2 separate regions of the Homo sapiens genome follow, and region 2 is linked to region 1. A link is a loop called in an ENCODE intact Hi-C map of the cell type or tissue named here. Cell type or tissue: endothelial cell of umbilical vein. All regions are shown on one strand. Links, peaks and the distances in the headings refer to the core of each region. The heading gives the core; the rest is flanking DNA.

Region 1 (5,385 bases), core at 150-5,149:
TGTGTCAGTGTGTCAGTAATATCTAAAAACAATTGGCCCCTATCTCGGTCCCTAAAACTATCTTCTACATCCCTAGTGGGAGTAGGAACAGCTCAAAGTGTTCAACAGAGTGCTGAGATTCTGTCATGTCTCAGACTGGATGGGCGGTTCGTGTTTTGTGTCTCAAGGTTTAAAGGAGTCTTTTGCCCTGCACGTTGAACCCACCGGGGGTGGAGGGCAGGAGAGGGAGGATGAGAATTGGCCTGTACTGCCCTTTTCAGTAGTAGAGACACCTGTACTATCTTCTGAAGCAGAAACAGAGACCCTAATAGTTAGGCAGGAATATCATCACCCCTATTCAGCCTGAAGAAGTTACAGAAGACAGATCTTCATCCCTCTGCAACCCTTAGGATTAAGGGTCCTCTTGTAAAGGGGGAGATATGTCAGAGGCATTCAAACCAGGGCCGTTTCACTTGTTTCTGGGACTTCAACAAGCTGTTCACTCTCATGCTGCTCCTTTTCATGTTTCTAATGTTCACCCTCACACACTGCTCCCTGGGCTGCTCTCTTTGGGTGGTGATGGAATGAGAGACTGGAGAAGGATAAGCCTCGATTTGCTCTCTGTGTGCCTTCTGTTAATCAGAAAGAGCCAGCCTCTCATTATCAATGGAAAGTTTTACCCTGCGGTAATTAACCAAAGAGACAGAAGCTGAGTTACAGGTTGCAGAGCAGACGCTTCAGCAACGGCATGCCTCCCGGCTACAGCCACAAAAACTTTTTGCTTCTGCTTTGCTAGATTTACTAACGTGGGGGCGAGGGTATGCTTGTGTTTTCACAGCAAATGAACAAACCATGTGGGTGCCCTCAAGGTGTGTACAACCATGGAACAGGAGATTGGAGGGAACCATGGATCCCAGCCACAGGCCTGGTTCCCCCAGTGTGAGCCATGAGCCAGTTGAATCTGAATGTGAAGACGAACGAACCACCAACCAGCAATTGAAGGCTGCACATTTTGCAATTGCCTTATTCAATTAATTCAAAAACAAAAAGGGAGAAATGTTGGAGGACAAAAGATTGAGGGTCGTGGTCAATTCAGCATACCACTGGAGGCTATATGAGTAGGCAGCAAACTGTTTCTCAAATGCAGAATGTTGGCAGACCGACAAACTGTGTCTTCCACCCAGAAGGGATACTGAGGGCAGTGACGGCCAAGTGCAATGTTTGTTGTGATTAGGTACATCTGAAGCCTGTTAGTAATAATGTGAACCTGTGTTCAATTAAGCAGCTGACCAATCATTACCTTCTGCTCCCTGGTCATTCTACCCAATAAATACGAAGCGTGGTAGAAGCTCAGGGGCGGCCTTTGCTCACTAGAAGCAGGGAGCCCTTTTCTTCTTCCCCAGTTCCCTTTCCTTTAAAATGGTTTCTTTTGTCTTAAGTTTTCATTTCTATGTTCGTCCCTTCATTCAGTCTTGTAATGACGGTCTCAAGTAGTAACAGTAGTAACTGTCATAGTGACAGTCTCAAGTAATAACCATGGCAGTCAGCCACAAGATGATTTGGCACTGCTGAAGCATTCATAGAGCAGCATTCATCATCTATCTGACCTTTTTGTGGGAAATGTTTCCTAGCCCATTCAAGACACTTATGCTCATTGATGCTGGGTATACCCAGGACAAAGTAGTTTTGATCTTGTATTTTGACTACTTGCTATCTGTCTCCTACAGTTATGGCTGATGAAGAACACTTCCTTATTCACCATTGGATTCCAATATCCTGGAGTGTGTGAAGCACTCGTTAAATATTTTTCACCCATTTGGCAGTGGTACATCCCCCTTGCCCTTGGAGAATGGTAAAACTTGGCTCAAGCTGCATTTCCACAGCACACAGAATCCAAACTCCCTCCTGCAGGGAGCTTTCTGCACTCACTTCCTCATCCTTCCCCTACTTCCTCCTGCGTGTGCCACTGTCCTCTGTCTTACCCCATTTCATGCACTTGCAGTTCATTCACTTGAAGTTCAGTTTTCTGCCTAGTTTCCACCATCATAATAGTGATCAGCATTATGTAAGCTTCAGCAGCTTTCCTAGAGATTTTGAGTTACAGGGGAAGGTACCAAAGACAGCACTGGGCATTTCTATACCAAGCTCACTCTCCTCCCTCTGGCTTGGAAAGAGAAACTGTTTATCCCTCTACACCCAGGAGGAAACAACTCTGGAGTTGCTTAATAAATTGTCATCTTCTCAGGAATGCAGATGACTGATCAATTCCAGGATGTTAGAGAGCCTGACACCCACTGGAGCACTTCCTACTATTGTTTTAACTTTCCAAAAACAAGAAACAGACTGTCCTTTCCCCTTTGCCCTGTGGTGACCAGACATGACCTTCATTTTTGCTTTCTCTTTCCACTCTACAGTCACCAATGAAGGTCTCCTTCTGGCAGCTCTGCCTGGGTCAGATTCTGTTGGTTTTCTCTCCTGGGGCTGTCACTCTGTGGTTGTCAGGTGGCCCAGGATGGGGAATAACTCCCTTCTGTTCCAGTAGGAGGATTAAGACACTTACTTTGAGCTCTGGTCCCAGCTCTGGTCTCTACTCCATCTTTATTAGAAAGTCATATCCTTCTGGTAAAAAGACGGTATTTTGCCTGATTTGATTGAGTTCTTTGTGTGTTCTATGTCCTTCGGAATCCTGCAGGGGAGAAGGGTCTTTGGCACCCTGTCATTTACTAGGAATGTTGGAAATAGGGGAAATGCCTTGAACATTAGGTGTTAGGAATGCCAATTCCCAGGTTCCACTCTACACCTACTTCCTCAGAAAGTTTGTATTTTAACAAGCTTAAATGCATGCTAATGCTAGAGGTTCTTTGAGAATGCAATATTTGCTTCATAGACATATAGAAAAATCAGCTGCCAACATTCAAAAACATTAATAGAATTTTTTCAGCCATGTTAGCCTGAGTACTTTCTTCAGAATGGATTGTCTGCATTTTATCATTTCTCCAATTTCCATGTCAAGGCCCAGGTTTCCAGGTTACTAGACACTAGCGTTTTATACAGAAGTCTAGGTAATAAGATATGGAAACCCACATCCTCTTCTAGGGGAAAAGAGCCAGAGGGGAATGCAGAAAAATAAAGCAGTCAGATGTGTATCCTGAGTTTTGTCTCTCCAGATGTTGGCTCAGGAAATAGATATATTAGATATCAGAGTTCTACCCATCCCTTGAACCTTGGTCTGGGGAGTACTTTCAGAGTAACAGTCTTTCTAATGTGGCTGTGGCCACGTGTAGTTCCTCATTTTGAGGATCTAAACACCTTTACTTTTTGTCTGGTTTTCATCACTCTATGTTGCTTTCCAATATTTTATTCTTTTTAAAAAAATTATACTCTAAGTTCTGGATACGTGTGCAGAACGTACAGGTTTGTTACATAGGTATACACGTGCCATGGTGGTTTGCTACACCCATCAACCCGTCATCTATATTAGGTATTTCTCCTAATGCTGTCCCTCCCTCAGCCCCCCACCCCACAACAGGCCCCGGTGTGTGATGTTCCTCTTCCTGTGTCTATGTGTTCTCATTGTTCAACTCTCACTTATGAGTGAGAACATGCAGTGTTTGGTTTTCTGTTCCTGTGTTAGTTTGCTGAGAATGATGGTTTCCAGCTTCATCCTTGTCCCTGCAAAGGACATGAGCTCATCTTTTTTAATGGCTGCATAGTATTCCATGGTATGTATGTGCCACATTTTCTTTATCCAGTCTACCATTGATGGGCATTTGGGTTGGTTCCAAGTCATTGCTATTGTGAATAGTGCTGCAATAAACATATGTGTGCATGTGTCTTTATAGTAGAATGATATATAACCCTTTGGGTTTATACCCAGTAATGGGATTGCTGGGTCAAATGGTATTTCTGGTTCTAGATCCTTGAGGAATTGCCACACTATCTTCCACAATGGTTGAACTAATTTACACTCCCACTCTTGGGTATACACCCAAGGGATTATATATCATTCTACTATAAAAATGAAAAAGCGTTACTATTTCTACACTTTTACACTGTTGGTGGGCGTATAAATTAGTTTGACCATTGTGGAAGACAGTGTGGCAATTCCTCAAGGATCTAGAACTAGAATTACCATTCGACCCAGCCATCCCATTACTGGGTATATATACCCAAAGGATTATAAATTATTCTACTATAAATGCACATGCACACATATGTTTATTGTGGCACTATTCACAATAGCAAAGACTTGGAACCAACCCAAATGTCCATCAGTGATAGACTGGATTAAGAAAATGTGGCCCCTATACACCATGGAATACTATGCAGCCATAAAAAAGGATGAGTTCATGTCCTTTGTAGGGACATGGATGAAGCTGGAAACCATCATTCTCAGCAAACTATCACCAGGACAGAAAACCAAACACCACATGTTCTCACTCATAGGTGGGAATTGAACAATGAGAACACATGGACACAGGGTGGGGAACATCACACACTGGGGCCTGTTGTGGGGTGGGGGGAAGGGGGAGGGATAGCATTAGGAGAAATACCTAATGTAAATGAGGAGTTGATGGGTGCAGCAAAACAACATGGCACATGTGTACCTATGTATCAAACCTGCATGTTGTGCACATGTACTCTAGATCTTAAAGTATACTAATAAAAAATACATATATTTTTAAAAAGTGTTCCTATTTCTCCACATCCTCTCCAGCATCTGTTGTTTGCTGACTTTTTAATGATGGCCATTCTAAGTATTATGAGATGGTATCTCATTGTGGATTTGATTTGCATTTTTCTAATGAGCAATGATGATGAGTTTTTTCATGTTTTTTGGCGCATAAATGTCTTCTTTTGATAAGTGTCTGTGGATGTTGTTTACCCACTTTTTGATGGGGTTGTTTGTTTTTTTCTTGTAAATTTGTTTATGTTCCTTGTAGATTTGGATATTAGCCGTTTGTCAGATGGATAGATTGCAAAAATTTTCTCCCATTTTGTAGGTTTCCTCTTCACTCTGATGATAGTTTCTTTTGCTGTATAGAAGCTCTTTAGTTTAATTAGACCCCATTTGTCAATTTTAGCTTTTGTTGCCATTGCTTTTGGTGTTTTAGTCATGAAGTCTTTGCCCATGCCTACGTCTTGAATGGTATTGCCTAGGTTTTCTTCTAGGGTTTTTATGGTTTTAGGTTTTATGTTTAAGTCTTTAATCCATCTTGAGTTAATTTTTATATAAGGTGTAAGGAAGGCATCCAGTTTCTGTTTTCTGCATATGGCTAGCCAGTTTTCCCAACACCATTTATTAAATAGGGAATCCTTTTCCCATTGCTTGTTTTTGTCAGGTTTGTCAAAGACCAGATGGTTGTAGTTGGATGGCATTATCTTTGAGGCCTCTGTTCTATTCCA
Region 2 (5,385 bases), core at 247-5,246, 90 kb after region 1:
TTTTGCTGTGCAGAAGCTCTTTAGTTTAATTAGATCCCATTTGTCAATTTTGGCTTTTGTTGCCATTGCTTTTGGTGTTTTAGACATGAAGTCCTTGCCCATGCCTATTTCCTGAATGGTATTGCCTATGTTTTCTTTTAGGATTTTTATGGTTTTAGGTCTAGCATGTAAGTCTTTAATCCATCTTGAATTAATTTTTTATAAGGTGTAAGGAAGGGATCCAGTTTCAGCTTTCTACATATGGCTAGCCAGTTTTCCCAGTGCCATTTATTAAATAGGGAATCCTTTCCCCATTGCCTGTTGGCCACCATAGCTTCAAGTCAACACTGCAAGGTCTACTGGGTATTGGAGCATGCATTAAACACCTTTGGTCTTTCTTCTATTTGTGTTTTCACTGGGTAATGAGGTTCTCACGGGCACCACCTTTGGCTCCACTGGATGTTCATCCCTTCCTTCCTGGGTTTCCTATTTTGCAAATGGTGCCATAATCTGTCCAGTTGTCCATGCCAGAAGCCTTGACTCTTTCTTCCAATAAATAATAAAAGAGTTGTGTATTATAAAGGCTTCATATCTCTCTGGAGCATCCACTTTTTTTTTTCCTTATCTCTACTTGAGTTATGGTCACCATCATTTCTGGACTGGATTGTTGCAACTTCTTCTTTGGATTGAACCTGTTTCAAGGCTTGCTTCTCTCAAATTACCTTTCACACTGCAACCATAATGCTATATATTTATAAGACAAATATAATTGTGAGATGATGTCAGTGGGAATAGCAGAATAATGCCCTCCAAAAATCTCCACAAAAATAGAGAACACTGTCAAAAAATAGTCAGAATCAACTCTTTGTTTTTTGTTTTTGTTTTTATTTTTGTTTTTCAGAACTCTGTGTATCAACCCAACGCTTGAAGTAATATAGAGAGTGTTCATTCAAGAAAAATAGTAAGAATAGTGAGTTCTGTCATGTTTCAACCTGCCCCTTTCTCATTACCCCCACTCTGCAGTAACCTTGAAAACCAAAAAACTAAAATCACTATGAAAACTAGCAGCCTGGAAGCCACTGAAGGCAGCTGAATGGAGTTAGAGCCCCTTAAAAGTCCCATTTCTAAAACAATGTCATTATTTGACCTGTCTAGTGGTGCCCTGGGAGATCCCACTTACAACTCAGGAATGGAAAACCAAATAGTGTATTTTCTCATTTCTTAGTGGGAGCTAAGCTATGCGGATGCAAAGGCATGAGACCGATATAATGGACAGAGGAACTGGGAGGGGGGAAGATTGGGAGGGGGATGAAGGATAAAAGATGATACATTGGGTCCTGTGTACTCTGCTTGGGTGATGGGTGCACTAAAATCTCAGAGAACACCACTACATAACTAATCCATGTAACCAAAAACCACCTGTACCCCAAAAACTATTGAAATAAAAATAAAAATTTAAAAAGGAACAAGGTAATGAAAAAGAATAAATATAGTACTAGTTTAAAAGAAAGAAAAATCCTGAAATCTTCCCCACTGTTTCTAAGAGTCCTCTTTTTCCTCAGCCTTTTCTTTACCTCCTCAGTCCTACAGAATTATGCACTGTTTCTTTGTTGGTGCAAGACTCCAAAAGCCTAAAATGTGGTGTTTTTACTGTTACTTAAAAAAAAAAAAAAACACCCTGGTATTCACACACACAATTATTCCTATTTGACTTTTCCTTTACTGTTGTTTCAGTTTCAGGAACTTTTACTGAAGATTCTGCAGAGAACATGCAGAGTCAGCATGCAGCCTTCCTTCCTGATTTTGATCACTCTTCCTTTTGCTCCTTCCTCTTTTAAAAAAATGTAAGATGCTTTTATTGGTGTCTTTGAGAGTCTGTTCTTTAGTGGATAATAATATCTCTGTTTTAGTCTGTCAAGCTTTGGTTAAAAAAACTCATTCCTACCCCCTTCCACATTATATTGAAAGGTGGAAAAAGTCCATTTAATAAACATTTAAAAACCCCATATATTCAGAACATTGGATGCATTATAAATGATCATCAAGTGTGGGCGTAAGAATGTTTAGAGTACCCCATCAGGTTTAAAGAGAAGATATATTTACACTGATTTCTGGCATGCAATTTATGTTCTTTAAATATCTAAAAGACTCATTTCTAAATCTTCTAGCTCCTGGAGAAGGGCTGTCTCTTTTTGAATTTTCTACAGCTGCTTTTTTTCCCAGCTGTTTGCCAGTTGCTGCTTGTTATTTCAGTTGTTTGATTGTTTTCAGTTTCTTAGGTTCTCATGTTTTCCCCGCTATCTTAAAATCTCTTCATGTTGGCTGAGAGAACAAATTTTGGGGTGTGTTTCCTGTTTTGCAGTGACTGGCTTCATGCTTCCTTTGTTCTTAGGGGATGTTTTGGGAAATGGCTTGTTATTTGCCCTTGTAGTTTCATATTCTCTGCGGCCCCTCCTCATGCAGCTTAAGATCAACGACTTGTTCATTTCTTCTAACTGGAGTTCTAAAAGTCATTGCAATATTGGCTCCTCACAGGGTACTTAGAACTGCTTGATAAGTTATTGATCTTATTGGAAATACTATGTCCAGAATTTTTCACTAAGGATTTCTGCATTTGATGGCGTGATATTCTTGTGCAAGATAGAGCTAGTATAATGGAAAATCTCGCACCCATTATTAACACATAACCTGGGGGCACATGTAGTAGTTGTTGCAAGACAGGTTCAGTATGCAAGTATCAGTCATGTATTACACCATATTAATAGAATGAAGGACAAAAATTGCATGATCATCTCACTGGATGCAGAAAAAACATTGTACAGCTCTTTATCTGGGCACCAAGCAAAGTATGTAAAATTTGAAGCCATAGGTTTGGAAATAAGTTTGTGGTTTTTAACACCCCACAATTTGTCCCCTTGATTTCCAAACCCCTGCAGTAGTAATATGTATGAATACAGTGGTAATATGTATGAAGGCTATAGTAGACTGTATTACAAGAGCCAGTTCCAAAGTCAAGTTTACAATCACACAGCAAGTAGAGAATTGCTGCTTTGACAAGAGTTTTCCTAGAGGGCCCAACTCATTATAAATGGGATCACTCTTCAGTATTTACATTATAGCATTTTATTTGTTGCAATATAGAAACATGTTTGTTATTGACAGTAGAAAACTATGGTTTTGTCAACATCTGCACTACCTATTACCAACTCACCAGTAGCTTTTAGATTGTATTTTAGTTCTCACTACTAATGTTACTTTGCCTCAAACCAGGAAACAGGCACCATCTTGGAAGCAAGGAGTAAGCCTTTACCAGGCACAGAATCTATTGTAAGATACTATTTGTAGAATAATATATTCAGTGAAAATATATTTCAAAATGAGACATTAAGGTTGAAACAGACATTAAGGTTGAAAAAGAAGGAGTTGCTGTGAATACAATCACACTTCAAGATAAGAAAATTTTCCTTCCTTCCTTCCTTCTTTCTTTCTTTCTCTTCTTTTTCTTCTTTCTTTTTTTCACATTTATTCCCCTTTTATTAACTGATTTGAAAGGCAACTTTAAAAAACAATGTGTATATTATTGTATTGTAGAATCTATAACATAGAAAAATATAATGTTTACTAGTAAAAGCACAGAGAAGGTGATGGGAATAAAGCTATATTGGAGTAAGAAAATGACAAGATGGGGGAGGAGCCAGTGGCCGAATAGGAACAGCTCCAGTCTACAGCTCCTAGCATGAGCGACGCAGAAGACGGGTGATTTCTGCATTTCTAACTGAGGTACTGGGTTCATCTCACTGGGGAGTGCAGGACAGTGGGTGCAGCACACTGTGCGTGAGCCAAAGCAGGGCAAGGCATTGCCTCACCTGGGAAGTGCAAGGGGTCAGGGAATTCCCTTTCCTAGTCAAAGAAAGGGGTGACAGACAGCACCTGGAAAATCGGGTCACTCCCACCCTAATACTGAGCTTTTCCAATGGGCTTAACAAACAGCACACGAGGAGATTATATCCCACGCCTGGCTCGGAGGGTCCCACGCCCACGGAGTCTCGCTCATTTCTAGCACAGCAGTCTGAGATCAAACTGCAAGGCAGCAGCGAGGCTGGGGGAGGGGCGCCCGCCATTGCTGAGGCTTGAGAAGGTAAACAAAGCAGCCAGAAAGCTCAAACTCGGTGGAGCCCACCACAGCTCTAGGAGGCCTGCCTGCCTCTGTAGGCTCCACCTCTGGGAGCAGGGCACAGACAAACAAAAGGCAGCAGTAACCTCTGCAGACTTAAATGTCCCTGTCTGACAGCTTTGAAGAGAGTAGTAGTTCTCCCAGCACGCAGCTTGAGATCTGAGAATGGGCAGACTGCCTCCTCAAGTGGGTCCCTGACCCCCGAGTAGCCTAACTGGGAGGCATACCCCAGGAGGGGCAGACTGACATCTTACACGGCCGGGTACTCCTCTGCAACAAAACATCCAGAGGAACGATCAGGAAGCAGCAATTGCGGTTCACCAATATCCACTGTTCTGCAGCCACCGCTGCTGATACCCAGGCAAAGAGGGTCTGGAGTGGACCTCCAGCAAACTCCAACAGACCTGCAGCTGAGGGTCCTGACTGTTAGAAGGAAAACTAACAAACAGAAAGGATATCCACACCAAAAACCCATCTGTACGTCACCATCATCAAAGACCAAAGGTAGATAAAACCACAAAGATGGGGAAAAAAACAGAGCAGAAAAACTGGAAACTCTAAAAATCAGAGAGCCTCTCCTCCTTCAAAGGAATGCAGCTCCTCACCAGCGACGGAACAAAGCTGGATGGAGAATGACTTCGACGAGTTGAGAGAAGAAGGCTTCAGATGATCAAACTACTCCGAGCTAAAGGAGGAAGTTCGAACCCATGGCAAAGAAGTTAAAAACCTTGAAAAAAAATTAGATGAATGGCTAACTAGAATAACCAATGCAGAGAAATCCTTAAAAGACCTGATGGAGCTGAAAGCCAAGGCACAAGAACTACATGATGAATGCACAAGCCTCAGTGGCCTATTCGATAAACTGGAAGAAAGGGTATCAGTGGTGGAAGATGAAATGAATGCAATTAAGTGAGAAGAGAAGTTTAGAGAAAAAAGAATAAAAAGAAATGAACAAAGCCTCCAAGAAATATGGGACTATGTGAAAAGACTACATCTACATCTGAATGGTGTACCTGAAAGTGACGGGGAGAATGGAGCCAAGTTGGAAAACACTCTGCAGGATATTATCCAGGAGAGCTTCCCAATCTAGCAAGGCAGGCCAACATTCAAATTCAGGAAATACAGAGAATGCCACAAAGATACCCCTCAAAAAGAGCAACTCCAAGACACATAATTGTCAGGTTCACCAAAGTTGAAATGAAGGAAAAAATGTTAAGGGCAGCCAGAGAGAA

The links. A loop is a pair of places that touch in the nucleus more often than their neighbours do. Peaks named below come from ENCODE experiments on the same cell type or tissue, not always from the same donor. Only the 100,000 strongest peaks of a DNase experiment are listed, where the experiment ranks them.
Region 2: it touches region 1 in a loop (10-fold over the local background); 2 of 110 quality-filtered maps call a loop at or near these places.

What each region holds. Positions count from the first base shown.
Region 1 is chr7:150,584,695-150,590,079 of GRCh38, forward strand. No RefSeq gene overlaps it. Among named protein-coding and RNA genes, the nearest start is that of GIMAP4, 20 kb to the left of the region's middle. RefSeq lists an enhancer at 1,832-2,011. In endothelial cell of umbilical vein, for the core only: no CTCF peak of the experiment used is centred there; a DNase peak (open chromatin) is centred at 2,277; H3K27ac peaks cover 3,373 bases.
Region 2 is chr7:150,674,710-150,680,094 of GRCh38, forward strand. The region is part of intron 2 of LOC124901774 (a long non-coding RNA gene); the gene reads right to left. It also overlaps the pseudogene EIF2AP3. Among named protein-coding and RNA genes, the nearest start is that of GIMAP2, 8.3 kb to the right of the region's middle. In endothelial cell of umbilical vein, for the core only: no CTCF peak of the experiment used is centred there; a DNase peak (open chromatin) is centred at 2,232; H3K27ac peaks cover 1,908 bases.